3 separate regions of the Homo sapiens genome follow, and regions 2 and 3 are each linked to region 1. The links are chromatin loops, found by intact Hi-C in ENCODE. Cell type or tissue: endothelial cell of umbilical vein. All regions are shown on one strand.

What was found. Peaks named below come from ENCODE experiments on the same cell type or tissue, not always from the same donor. Only the 100,000 strongest peaks of a DNase experiment are listed, where the experiment ranks them.
Region 2: it touches region 1 in a loop (5-fold over the local background); 63 of 110 quality-filtered maps call a loop at or near these places.
Region 3: a loop joins it to region 1, with 2.6 times the contacts of the local background. A loop is called at or near these places in 2 of 110 quality-filtered maps.

Annotation. Positions count from the first base shown.
Region 1 is chr2:102,239,383-102,243,382 of GRCh38, forward strand. IL1RL2 (interleukin 1 receptor like 2) reads left to right here. Exons shown (of 12, transcript NM_003854.4): 12 at 1-620. Among named protein-coding and RNA genes, the nearest start is that of IL1RL2, 54 kb to the left of the region's middle. RefSeq lists an enhancer at 1,387-1,681 and a silencer at 1,621-1,680. In endothelial cell of umbilical vein, a CTCF peak has its summit at 1,625 (motif pointing left); a DNase peak (open chromatin) is centred at 1,489; H3K27ac peaks cover 290 bases.
Region 2 is chr2:102,441,447-102,445,446 of GRCh38, forward strand. IL18RAP (interleukin 18 receptor accessory protein) reads left to right here. Exons shown (of 10, transcript NM_001393487.1): 6 at 1,754-1,877; 7 at 3,743-3,894. Among named protein-coding and RNA genes, the nearest start is that of MIR4772, 11 kb to the left of the region's middle. In endothelial cell of umbilical vein, a CTCF peak has its summit at 1,989; a DNase peak (open chromatin) is centred at 1,975.
Region 3 is chr2:102,102,198-102,106,197 of GRCh38, forward strand. It overlaps a transcript of IL1R1 not described here. Among named protein-coding and RNA genes, the nearest start is that of IL1R1, 39 kb to the right of the region's middle. In endothelial cell of umbilical vein, no CTCF peak of the experiment used is centred here; a DNase peak (open chromatin) is centred at 2,344; H3K4me3 peaks cover 492 bases; H3K27ac peaks cover 392 bases.

The DNA of each region.
Region 1 (4,000 bases):
AGGATGGGATAAGAACTGGGGCCATCCCCATGTCATGGTGGGTGAGAGCTGGGGCCATCCCCGTGGTCATGGAGGGTGAGAGCTGGGGGTTATCCCCATGGTCATGGAGGGTGAGGGCTGGTCGGGGGAGGCATCCCCAAGTCATGGTGGGTGAGAGCTCGGAGCATCCCCATGTCATGGTGGGTGAGATCTGGGGGTATCCCTGTGTCATGGTGGGTGAGGGCGGGTGGTCATCCACATGGTCATAGTGGGTGAGAGCTGGGGGTATCCCTACATCATGGTGGGTGAGAGCTGGGAGCATCCCCATGTCATGGTGGGCGAGATCTGGGGGGTATCCCCACGTCATGGTGGATGAGAGCTGGGGGAATCACCATGTCATGGTGGGTGAGATCTTGGGGGATCACCTGTCATGGTGGGTGAGAGCTGGGGGGATCACCTGTCATGGTGGGTGAGAGTTGGGATTCATCCCCATGTCATGGTGGGCTGAGCCCACATGGAAGCCTGTGCTTGGACAGCGTATGCCCTTTTCTCTGTTTTTCCACAATGAACAATTAAACTGTAAATGTTAAAAATATCAGTAATTTGTGAAATAAATTTTATTCTCATTTGAGCAACATAAATCACAATTTTGTTTGTTTACCATGCCTGTCAAAATCACAAACATTTTCTTATCAGTTTAAATAATGAAAACTGATTTCTGCTAAAATCATCTGACAATTAGCTTGTCAACATTCAAATATTTTTCACCTTAAATCCACTACCTTCGTGGTGTGGTCCACTGAAAAGTTGGGCAAAACCCAACCTGTGATTGAGGCTATAGAGAAACATGAGGGTCATGCACAATAGCTTTTTTTCCCCACACTTAGTAGATGGACTGTTTCTCAGTCTGACAGCCACCAAAGCTTTATGTCCTGATGAATATTTTCGTCCTCTCATCCTCTCTGATGGCCTCATTTCTCCAAATTTCTTCTTCTCCTCCTTTTTTTTTTTTTTTTTTTTTTTTTTTGAGACAGAGTTTCGCTTTTGTCACCGAGGCTGGGATTACAAGCATGAGCCACCGAGCCCGGTCAAGGCTTTCATATTTTTAAAACTTTGAAGTACAGTGAGAAACATAATTTAGTAAGCAACTCAGTATGCACACACGGAATGGAAAAAGCTCTGTTCTATGTTATTTGTTCTATTTTGTTCAAGTCTAGCTCAATTTTTCAAAATGCTGGTCACAGCTCGCCAACTTGTTTTAATAACCAACTTATGCCTTTCCACTGCAATCTGGAGAGCTCAGCCTCTCAGGCTGCTGGTCCCCCTGTCAATCACGATACTTTGGCTACTTTGCTTTCTTCAATCAACAAGGCTTTATCAAGAACTTATGGCTCTTTTAATTATCTGACTTCCTGGTCAATCAGCTTTGTTTGTGGTTTTAAATGACCACAGGATAGTAGAAGTGAACATAATTTCCTGCCTGTGTAAAAGGATGACATCAAGAGGAAAAGAAAGCAGCTCACTGGGTGAAGGACCTTGAGAAAGAGATGAACATTTCCTCTCTTGAGACACAGGACAAACAAGGTCACGCCTGAGCTCGGCAAACAAGGACTTCGGTGCCTGCCTACGGCGCCATTGCGCCCTCTAGTGGCTGCTGAGGAACCGCTGTCCAGCCCGAAGCTCACAGAGCCCCGTTCAGGCTGCCGCAACCTACCTAGGCGGCCAGAATGGAGACTTACAGGTGGGCGGGCATCCCGGGGTGCACACATTACCTTCTCGGGGCTCTCCAACTTAAGGCCAAGGATATCTTTCTTCTTTTTCGGCTGCTGAGAAGGTGGAGATAGTGCCATTTTCGAATGTGTTCCTAACTCTTGGGCTTCTGAGACTGTCGCAGTCTGTCCAAGGGTGGTGAGTGGGGATCAGCAGGCCCTGTTTACTATGTGCTCGCAAGAGGGGACTGCGGTCATAGGGATTTCAGAGAGGTGGCCCTGGCGTCGGGCCCCTGGACTCCAGTCACAACTCAACCACTTGCTGAGGGAGTATGCTAGCTAAATCCCTCTTGCAAGTCAAAAACCCTGTGCCCCAGTTTCTTCCTCTGTAAAAAAGGGATAATACAATGTTGGTATCCTTATTGCCCACTACAAAAAGGGCCAGAGAATATGAACAGGACATTTACAAAGTAAGGATTAATTCGTACAAAAGCCCGGTGAACGGAAAATGTGTGTAACATCACAAATGATCTGATGCCGCCAGGTAGGGGGGCATTTACCATGTGCCAGACAGACCCTAAGCTAAGCTCTTTAAGTACATTATCTCATTAACAGTCAATTATCCTATATCCTCTCCATTTTAAAATGAAGAAAGTAAGTGTGTAAGAGATTAGATAACCCACCCAGGGGTAACACAGTTGTTAGACATGGCCCCAGGGAAGTGTATCACCGGCTGGGTATTTCACGATGTTACAGCATTCCTTTTAAATTGTTAGGCATGATAATGGTAGCATTGTTATGTTTCTAAAAGCATCTTATGTGTTAGAGGTGACATACTGAAACATTTGTGAATGAAATACTATGATGTCTCGGATTTACTTCAAAATAATCCAGTGCAGGGAGTGGTGGAGGACATGAGTTTGTGAAACAAGACTGCCCATGAGTGAAGTTCATTCATGAAAACATAGAGCAGTTAAAAAAATTTTTAAAAACAAAGAAACTCGCAACCCTCAGACACTTACGCAAGTCTGCTGTGAAATAAGACATCCTGGCTATTCTGAAGAGCCGGATGAAACTAAGGATGGAGATTTTTGTTTTGCTTTCAAAATATAAACAGCTTTTTCCTCCCTGATTATTTGCTCATTGGGTAAATTTATGAAAACAGGAAGTTATAAAAATATTCATTATCCTTTTGGTGTATATATGAATATTCACATAGATTTGATCTTGCAATACCAATCTTAGATTTATGAATTGCGTTAGTCAGGGTTTTCTAGAGAAACAGAATCAATATGACTTTTATATATATACAAAATTAAGAACTGTCTCCCATGATCATGGAGGCTGAGAAGGCCCACAATCCACTCTCTGTGGGCTGGAGACCCAGGAAGGCCAGTGAAATATTTCTTTAGTTGGAGTCCAACACCCTGAGAACCAGTGGCGCTGATGATATAAATCCCGGTCTGAAGGCAGAAGATGAGATGGTTCAGCTCAAGCAGTGAGTGAGGCAGATCTTGAAAAGGGGTGGAGAAGAATTCCTCCTTCTTCTGCTTTTTGTTCTATTCAGGCCTTGAAGGGATTTGGATGATGCCCACCTGCTCTGGGGAAGGCTCACTGTCTTACTGAGTCCATTGATTCCTGCGCTAATCTCCGCTGAAACACCCTTACAGACACGTCCATAAATAATGTTTAATCTGGGCATCCTTCAGCCCAGGCAAGTTGACATATAAGGTAAACCATCACATGGATGTTTAGGTTTGTTCTATTTGTTACTTTTACAAACAAAGTGCATTCATCTGATCATTTGCCTTAGATAAATTACTGGAAATAGAAGAATTTATCTTTTAAATAGATCTATTTATATCTGATCATTTGATGCATTCTTCCAAATTTCCCTCCAGAAAGCTTGTACCAGTTGTGACTCCCACCAATGCTGGCTGAAGATGTCAGAAAGCAAAACCTATTCTAAGGTGTCCCAGGCTCAAGCCTGAGTTCCTAGTTTGGTAATGACACTGGGGAATTTCTTGTTTTATATATTTTTTGTGCATTTCAAAAGAAATGATCAAGAAGCTGTGATGGGATGTTTTTGGTCTTGAAGGACCTAGTAATACACTTCTCTGTTTCAAGGTGTGGCTGTGCAATTCCCAGCCCCACTAGTCCCCTGTCTTGTATGTTTATCCATTGTACCTTCTCTGCTGCTGGTGATTCTCAGTAGGGCACGTTCTCAAGCAGGCCTCCCTAGGGGTGGATGGTGCCATTGCTTCCATCCAGTTGGATGGATCCTAAAAACTTAACAGGCCATAACACAGGGG
Region 2 (4,000 bases), 200 kb after region 1:
AAACAGCATTGGGATTTCCAGTCAAACAGAATTGGGTGTGAATCTTAACTCAGCCATTGACTAGTTTTGTGACTTTGCACAGTTACTTCATCCTTTAAGCCTCAGTACTTAAATCCGCAAATAGCTATCATAAAACTGACCCTAAAAGATTATATTGCAGGCCGGGCATGGTGGCTTATGCCTGTAATCCCAGCACTTTGGGAGGCTGAGGTGGGTAGATCACTTGAGGTCAGGAGTTTGAGACCAGCCTGGCCAACATGGTGAAACCCCATCTCTACTAAAACTACAAAAATTAGCCGGGCGTGGGTGTGGGTGCCTGTAATCCCAGCTACTCAGGATGACAAGGCAGGAGAATCACCTGAACCTGGGAGGCGGAGGTTACAGTGAGCCGAGATCGAGCCATTGCACTCCATCCTGGGTGGCAGAGCAAGATTCCATCTCAAAGAAAAAAAAAAATTATACTGAGAAATAATGGGACAATGTATGTTAAGTGGCTGGAGCATGAAACCTGATCAATAGATTTTATTCTTCCTTAACTTCCCCAGGAACAGGTGGTTTCGTACATGTTGGTTAGGTCTATCAGTTATGACTACAAATTCGCCAACCTGAGTAACATTAACTCTTATGAATATGACATTTAATCTGGCATTTAAGAGAACTGTAGTAGAATTCTACAACCCCTGCCCAAACAATTTGTATTCCAAAGTAGTGTCTTCTTTGGGGTTGAGGAGAAATTGACTTCCCTGTGGGTCTCCTTTTATTTTGTCAACTTCAATAATATCTATGTCTTTCTACACAGACAAATAAGAATTGCTGTATTAAAAATAAAATGCTGTTTTTCTTTTAATAATATAAATTTTTTTATTATTATTATACTTTCTAAAATGCTACTAAAACATTTATTATTTTAGAAAGAAACATAAAAATACATGTTATGATATAAGATCACTAGATGGCAGGAGTGGTGTGTTCTGACTCTAGAAATAGCACTAACTATGTGCTCAACGTCACAGGAATGGAAGGAAGGAGGAAAGAAGGAGGAAAAAATTAGATTAATTCATATAGTCAAGTTACATATGTATTAGTGAATTATAAGGTATTACCAGTGGAAAAACGTTAAGGTGCAAAGATGAGTATTCAAATGGAGCTCCTAGTCATTTCATGGTTAAATATTAGATTTGAGGCAGAGCATATGTGAATATTCCTCATGGAAAAAAATGGGTAGAAAAAAGTTAGTCTCATAATATGCATGCCCATCCATAGTGAATTGTTCAGAAAAATTGCTTAATATCGAAATAATTTTTTTATTTAAACCACGTGCTACAATAACTTTATGATTTTTACTTAATAAACAAATATTGGATAGTAAAATTTTCTTTATGGACACACCTTGTACTTCAACAGTAGTGCAGAAGACCGGGCTGATCTCAGAAACTCCTCATTTTCTTAGTTTTCTTAGTGTCTCCCTCAATCCACATAAGGACCCTTAGTGATATAATCATGCTCATCTTCATTTTAAGAACATATAGTCATATGGTTGAGATAGAAGGATTGCCCATTAGAAAAAATGTACCTGGTTTTATGCATTTCTGAATGAGAGCTGTGTAGACGTTTCATTATTTCTGGCACACATATTCTACCTGCAAACCTGATTGCATCAGGAGACAGCTTCTGGCGACGTCTTCCTCCCAGATGTAGGACAAAGTATTCTCACCAGCTTCCTTCTTGTTTTCTCTGGCCTCTTCATTTTCAGGAAAGCCTTTAACTATTAGCTGCAAAGCACGATTTGGCTTTGAAAGGGTCTTTAACCCTGTCATAAAATGGTACATCAAAGATTCTGACCTAGAGTGGGAAGTCTCAGTACCTGAGGCGAAAAGGTAAGAAAAAAACTCACGGATTCTGTTCTCTGCAATTCAGAAGAGATACTTCTACCTTTAGAAATGCCTAAAGTATACAGTTGATGGTGTAGCCACCAGCACCGACTAGTGGTGAAAATAAAAGCACAAAAATGCAAAGTGCAAACGGCCGTTGAATGAAATATTTAAGTTGTTTTAAACCTCAATTTGTAGGAACAGTTTGACGTGGCTGCTCTCAAAGTCAAGCTATTGAGCAGACAGTTGTACTGACCCAGACTGCTTGGAGATAAGTAATATGTCCAAGAAATGGGAGGAAATGCTGCTTACCCTCACTCTGCTTTTCACCGGTGCCACCCGTTCAGAGAGTGTGGGGGTACAGGGATCCAGATGTGTGGGGTAATGAACAGTCTAGAAAACCTCCAGGGGAAATGGCATCATAATAATAAGTCTGACAAAAAATATGTGAAGTGAGGAATACCTGAAGCAACTTAACCCCGAAAAAGAGGCTCAGAGGAGGGCTCTCTGTCTTGAAATCCTTGGGAGCTATTACATTGTTTGAGAAATTTGACTTGGTTTGTTGCTCTCTGGAGCACAGAACCCGGATCAGTGGTTTGAATTTACTGGTGAGATATTTTGGCCAGTAGAAAACCCTAGATATTTGGAGCTATCCAATCACAAAAAAAGTTGATCTCCAGTCCCCAGAAGGATCAAAGGGCCTGGATCCAGTGATGTCCAATCAGATGTGTCTCCAAAGGATGCATTCCCTGATTTTTCGAAGATGTGACCCAGAGTAAGAGTCTATGCATTAAGTACCTTCTTCTGATACTTAACAGATATCAATAAGAAAATGCAATATCATTTTGAAAAGTATACATCATTACAAAAAAGTACAGAACAGATTTTGGTCACAACAATAAAATTTAGCAAGAATTTCTAAGATCAGGAAGGTCATTGGGGCCCATCTTAAGCTGATATTGCATTAGAGTTCACAGTAGGAGAGTGTAGTCAAGAGGGTATGTTTTGACATCACCCACCCTTGGGTTTAAACCCATTTTCTATCTGATGTCAACATGACCCTTAGCCCCGGTGAGCCTCCATCACCCATTGATAATCTATGGATAATAGCCTGCACTTTGCAAGCTCACTGGGAGGCGTGGTTACAGCAGAGGTGTTATGCCTATCACAATGTGTGACAGGTAGGAAGCACTCAGTGAATAGGAGCTGGCATCGTGGTCTCAGAGCAACACAGCCTAAAACATCATTCACATACACAAGATTTCTTAACACAAAGATGGATTGTAGATTGGTAACTTCAGAGAACTCAAATTGTGAATAAATGCCAAGACTCCCAACTTCCTGGGTGGAGCAGCGTGGCACAAGCCCAGGAATCAAGCTGCCCATTCCCTGCAGTGTGGTCTGGGGCTACTCACCCACCTTCTTTGCCTTGTCCTTGTCACTGGCCAAGGCCATTATGATCCTATTATACTCTAGGGTTCCTGGGAGGTGAGGAATGGAGGACATTAGAGTCCATATTTTGTGCACAGAAGAGGGACTGATACATAGTAAACCTTCAGTAGGAGTTGGTCATTTTAAATATTTTTCTTAAGGTATTGTTATTATCTATTCTCAAGGGGAATTCTTAAGAGTAAGGAAGGTCAGATGAGTCTCACAAATAAATAATGTCTTAGCGTGAATGCTTAGAAGAGTCAATAATTGAATCAAGAATGAGCCCTTTTTGACCATCTTACATTCTCGTGGTATCTTATACTATTGATCTCACAGTTCTCTAAAAGCCAAACTGTTGGCTGCTTATACGTGTTCCAAATGCTGCAAATGGGTGTCAATGTATGTTACTGAATGGAGTGGTATTTTTTCTCCTTTCTCAGTATTAAATCCACTTTAAAGGATGAAATCATTGAGCGTAATATCATCTTGGAAAAAGTCACTCAGCGTGATCTTCGCAGGAAGTTTGTTTGCTTTGTCCAGAACTCCATTGGAAACACAACCCAGTCCGTCCAACTGAAAGAAAAGAGAGGAGGTAAGCCCAGAAGGTTGCCCAGGAGGCATGAAACTGCTTTCACTTGAGAGGGGAGGAGTTTTCCTAAAGAATAGTAATAATGATGACAGCGATTACATTTTCTAGG
Region 3 (4,000 bases), 140 kb before region 1:
GAAAGGGTACCAGGAAGTATGAGACAATGGCTGCTAGGAACTTGCACTGTTCCTGAGTAGATAAGACCTGTTGTCAAGTAAATTGCGGTGGATCCCTGGTAACACTTGAAGAGCAATGCAAGCCTGGGCTCCACCTGGGCTCTACCCCTGCCTGACTAAGGGAGCTTGGGGAAAGTATTTACATAATCTCAATCAGTTTTCTCACCTGTAAAATGGGCCTAAAGAATTTAAATTTCCATGCAAGTCAAAACCATAATGAGATATCATCTCACACCAGTCAAAATGGCTATTACTAAAAAGTCAAAAAATAAGAGATGCCAACAAGGTTGCAGTGAAAAGGGAATGCTTATATTCTGCTTGTGGGAATGTAAATTAGTTCAGCCACTATGAAAAGCAGTTTGGTGATTGCTCAAAGAACTTAAAACACAACTACCATTTGACTCAGCCATCCCATTGTTGGGTATATTCCCACAGGAATATTAATCATTCTACCATAAGACATGATGTTCATTACATCGCTATTCTCAATAGCAAAGACATGGAATCAACCTAAATGTTCATCAGTGGTAGACTGGATAAAGAAAATGTGGTACATGTACACCGCGGAATATTATGCAGCCATGAAAAAGAACAAGATCATGTCTTTTGCAGCAACATGGATACAACTGGAGGCCATTCTTCTGAGAACTAACACAGAAACAGAAAATCAAATACTGCATGGTCTCACTTATAAGTGAGAATTAAACACTGAGTTCATACGGACACAAAGAAAGGAAAAACAGACACCAGGACCTACTTGAGGATGGAGTGTGGGAGGAGGGTGAGGATTGAAACTACCTATAGGGTACCATACTTATTACCTAGGTTACAAAAAAATCTGTAGACCAAGCCGCCTGAATACACAATTTGCCTATATAACAGACCTGCACAAGTACCCCTGAAACTAAAATAAAATTAAAAATAAATAAGTAAATGAATATATAATTTAAATTTCCTTGAAGAATGCCTGGCACCTGTAAGTGCTCACTTCTGCTATCTCCGTTATCATCACAGAGAGAAGGCACAGGTTCAGAGTCGGGAAAATCACCCCAGGATGCTTGAGTGGGGTCTGCTTGAGCAAATGGCGGTGAAAACTGGAAAGAAGGGGAAGGAGCAAAGAGGAGGTGGGCTGTGTCGTGCTGAGTGGTGTCAATTGGCTAGGGTAAGGAGTGGCAGTGGCAGAATTGAGGCTGCAGAGCATTGAAGCAGAGGTTTGAGCAGTGCCTCTTAGGGTCAGCAGGCGGCCCATCCAGGTGAGCACAAAGCGCTCTTGGAAAGGGTAGCGGGAACAATGACAGGAAAGTGTGTGAGACCAGATGTCTGAAGACCTTGAATGCTAGAATTGGAGGCTTGACTCTTCCTCCCTACGATGCAGATTTTTGAGTAGCGTTGTGATAGGCTGGACTCTGTATCATGTTGAGAATGTTCATCGGAGTGCAGAGCACAGGAGGAGCTATGAGAGAAATAAAAGAGGCAGGCCAGGTGCGGTGGCTCATGCCTGTAACCCCAGCACTTTGGGAGGCCAAGGGGGTGGATCATCTGAGTTCAGGAGTTTGAGACCAGCCTGACCATCATGGTGAAACCCCATCTCTACTAAAATTACAAAAATTAGCCAGACATGGTGGCGGGCATCTATAATCCCAGCTACTCGGGCTGAGGCACGAGAATCACTTGAACCTGGGAAGCAGGGGTTGCTGTGAGCCGAGATTGTGACATTGCACTCCAGCCTGGGAGACAGAGCAAGACTGTCTCAGAAAAAAAAAAAAAAAAAAAAAAGAGGAGGCTTGGCAGCACCAGCTCTCCTAGGTGGATCTGGCTGCATTTGTGGAAGCCAGAGGCTCCAGCTTTCATCTCCCTGAGCTGAGGGGTGATCAGTGGCCATCCCACCTCCAGGGTGTGGTGAAGGGAGACTTCCAGAGTTCTCAGGGCACATGGCAGGAGTGGTGGCCACCATGAGAAGTGGGCCAGCATCTGGGACACGAGCAGACCTGAATAAAGAGTCCTGCAGCATTGCCTGGGCTGACTCTAGGGAGATTGCTCTAAGGATTGGGAGGTAGGCAGAGAGGGAAAGCTTAGGCCACCACAGGCCTGAGACTGACCAGTCAAGACTCTGATGATGGGAACATGATAATGAGCTGGATTCAGCCAGCAGGCTTGTCCAGGTTCAACACAAAGTCATGAGAGGAAAGCACCAGCTTCGGGAAACTTTAGAGGTTACCGTGCAGTGGCGGGTGTTGGTGTTTCTTAAGGGTCTGGCACGTTTGCTGAGTGATTCTGGCTGTCTGCCTGGCTCTGAGCTTCCTGTTCATAGTTCCCCAGATGTGTCACGGCCGAGGGATTAAAGCCCTAAGAGGCTGTGACACAGCCATCTCCAAAACCCCACTTTCTCCTTCCTTTGAGCCTCCGTACCAGCTGGGGCGTCCGGCAAGATGTGAGTTGTCACTCTGCTGCGGCACAGACCTGAATTAACAACTCTAGCTAGGGCTGACTTCAAAAAGCACTTTCGTTTTTTAATAACCAACATCAGCTCAGCAGGCTTCATTTGGGAAAAGAAACCTTGTCGGATTACCCCGACATTCTCCACCTCCTGGGAGGCCAGCCATTCCCAAATGCCCCAAGGATGAAGAACGGAGACGGTAAGATGATTAATTGCACTGCAGGTTTTTTGTTTCTGTATTTTTTTCCCTCCTTTTTTTGGGTTTACTTACACATTAATGAGGTATTTAGGAAAGACAAATGGAATCTGATAAAAGGTAACGTTATATTGTTTGTCGAAACAACATTTTAAGGATTTCTTGAAGTTATATGGCTCTGTAGGCATGTTTCACTTTAAGATGTGTTTCTGAGTCATATTAGGAGAACGACTGTGATTATCTATGGAAGATTAACTATGAAACATATGGGAAATATACTTTATAACTGTATATTACTTATAAACCATGAATAGTTACATGACTTTTGGTATGTGGTGAGAGATGTTAAGTGAAAGGTGTTGTAAATGAAGTCGTTTTATAAGACTGTTGTTACTGTAAGAATTGAGACTTATTTTATCACTTCCCATTAAGCTTCTACAGTGTTAGAGAGGCATAACCCAATGTTGACTGAAGGTGCTATGTTTTCTTTTTAATTTATTTTTTATTTTGTTTGAGATGGGGTCTCACTTTGTCACCCAGACTGGAGTACAATGGCATGATCTTGGCTCACTGCAACCTCCGCCTCCCAGGTTCAAGCGATTCTCCTGCCTCAGCCTCCCGAGTAGCTGGGACTATAGGCGCCTGCCACCATGCCCTGCTAACTTTTTGTATTTTTAGTAGAGATGGGTTTTCACTGTGTTAGCCAGGATGGTCTCGATCTCCTGACCTCGTGATCCACCTGCCTGGGCCTCCCAAAGTGCTGGGATTACAGGCATGAGCCACCACGCCTGGCCTGAATGTGCTATGTTATTAATGGCAGCCTCTATTGGTTTCATTTAAAGGTATAATGCATTGTATTGGCAAAACTTGTACACGCTTTCTTCAATAAGGACCTCAAAGGTAATCTTAAAAGCCTGATCATATTTTTCTCCCCCCTTCAGAAGCTTTGCCAATGTTGCACCTATAGCTATAGAGAAGACCATGCACTCTCAGAGGGGATTATAAACATTGCCTTGCATTTTTATCCTTGATCTCCATAATTTATCCTTGATCTCCATTTATCCTTGATCCTCATAATTCCTACTGATAGTGTTGTTGTGCATAAGAATGAGAAAATGGGACTGAACCTGAAAGATTAAGGAAAGAAAATAACAAAACAAAAAGGAAAACCTAATGAAGCTTATCATTCAATTCAATTTATAACTCCTTATTGCTCATGCAAAATGTGAATTTTTCGCTGTGTTGGTGAGGGTGTGAGGAGTGGATGGTGGGGAAGGATGCTTCAAAAAATACAGCTAAGGACCAACTGGTTTGGTGAGTCATGGCAT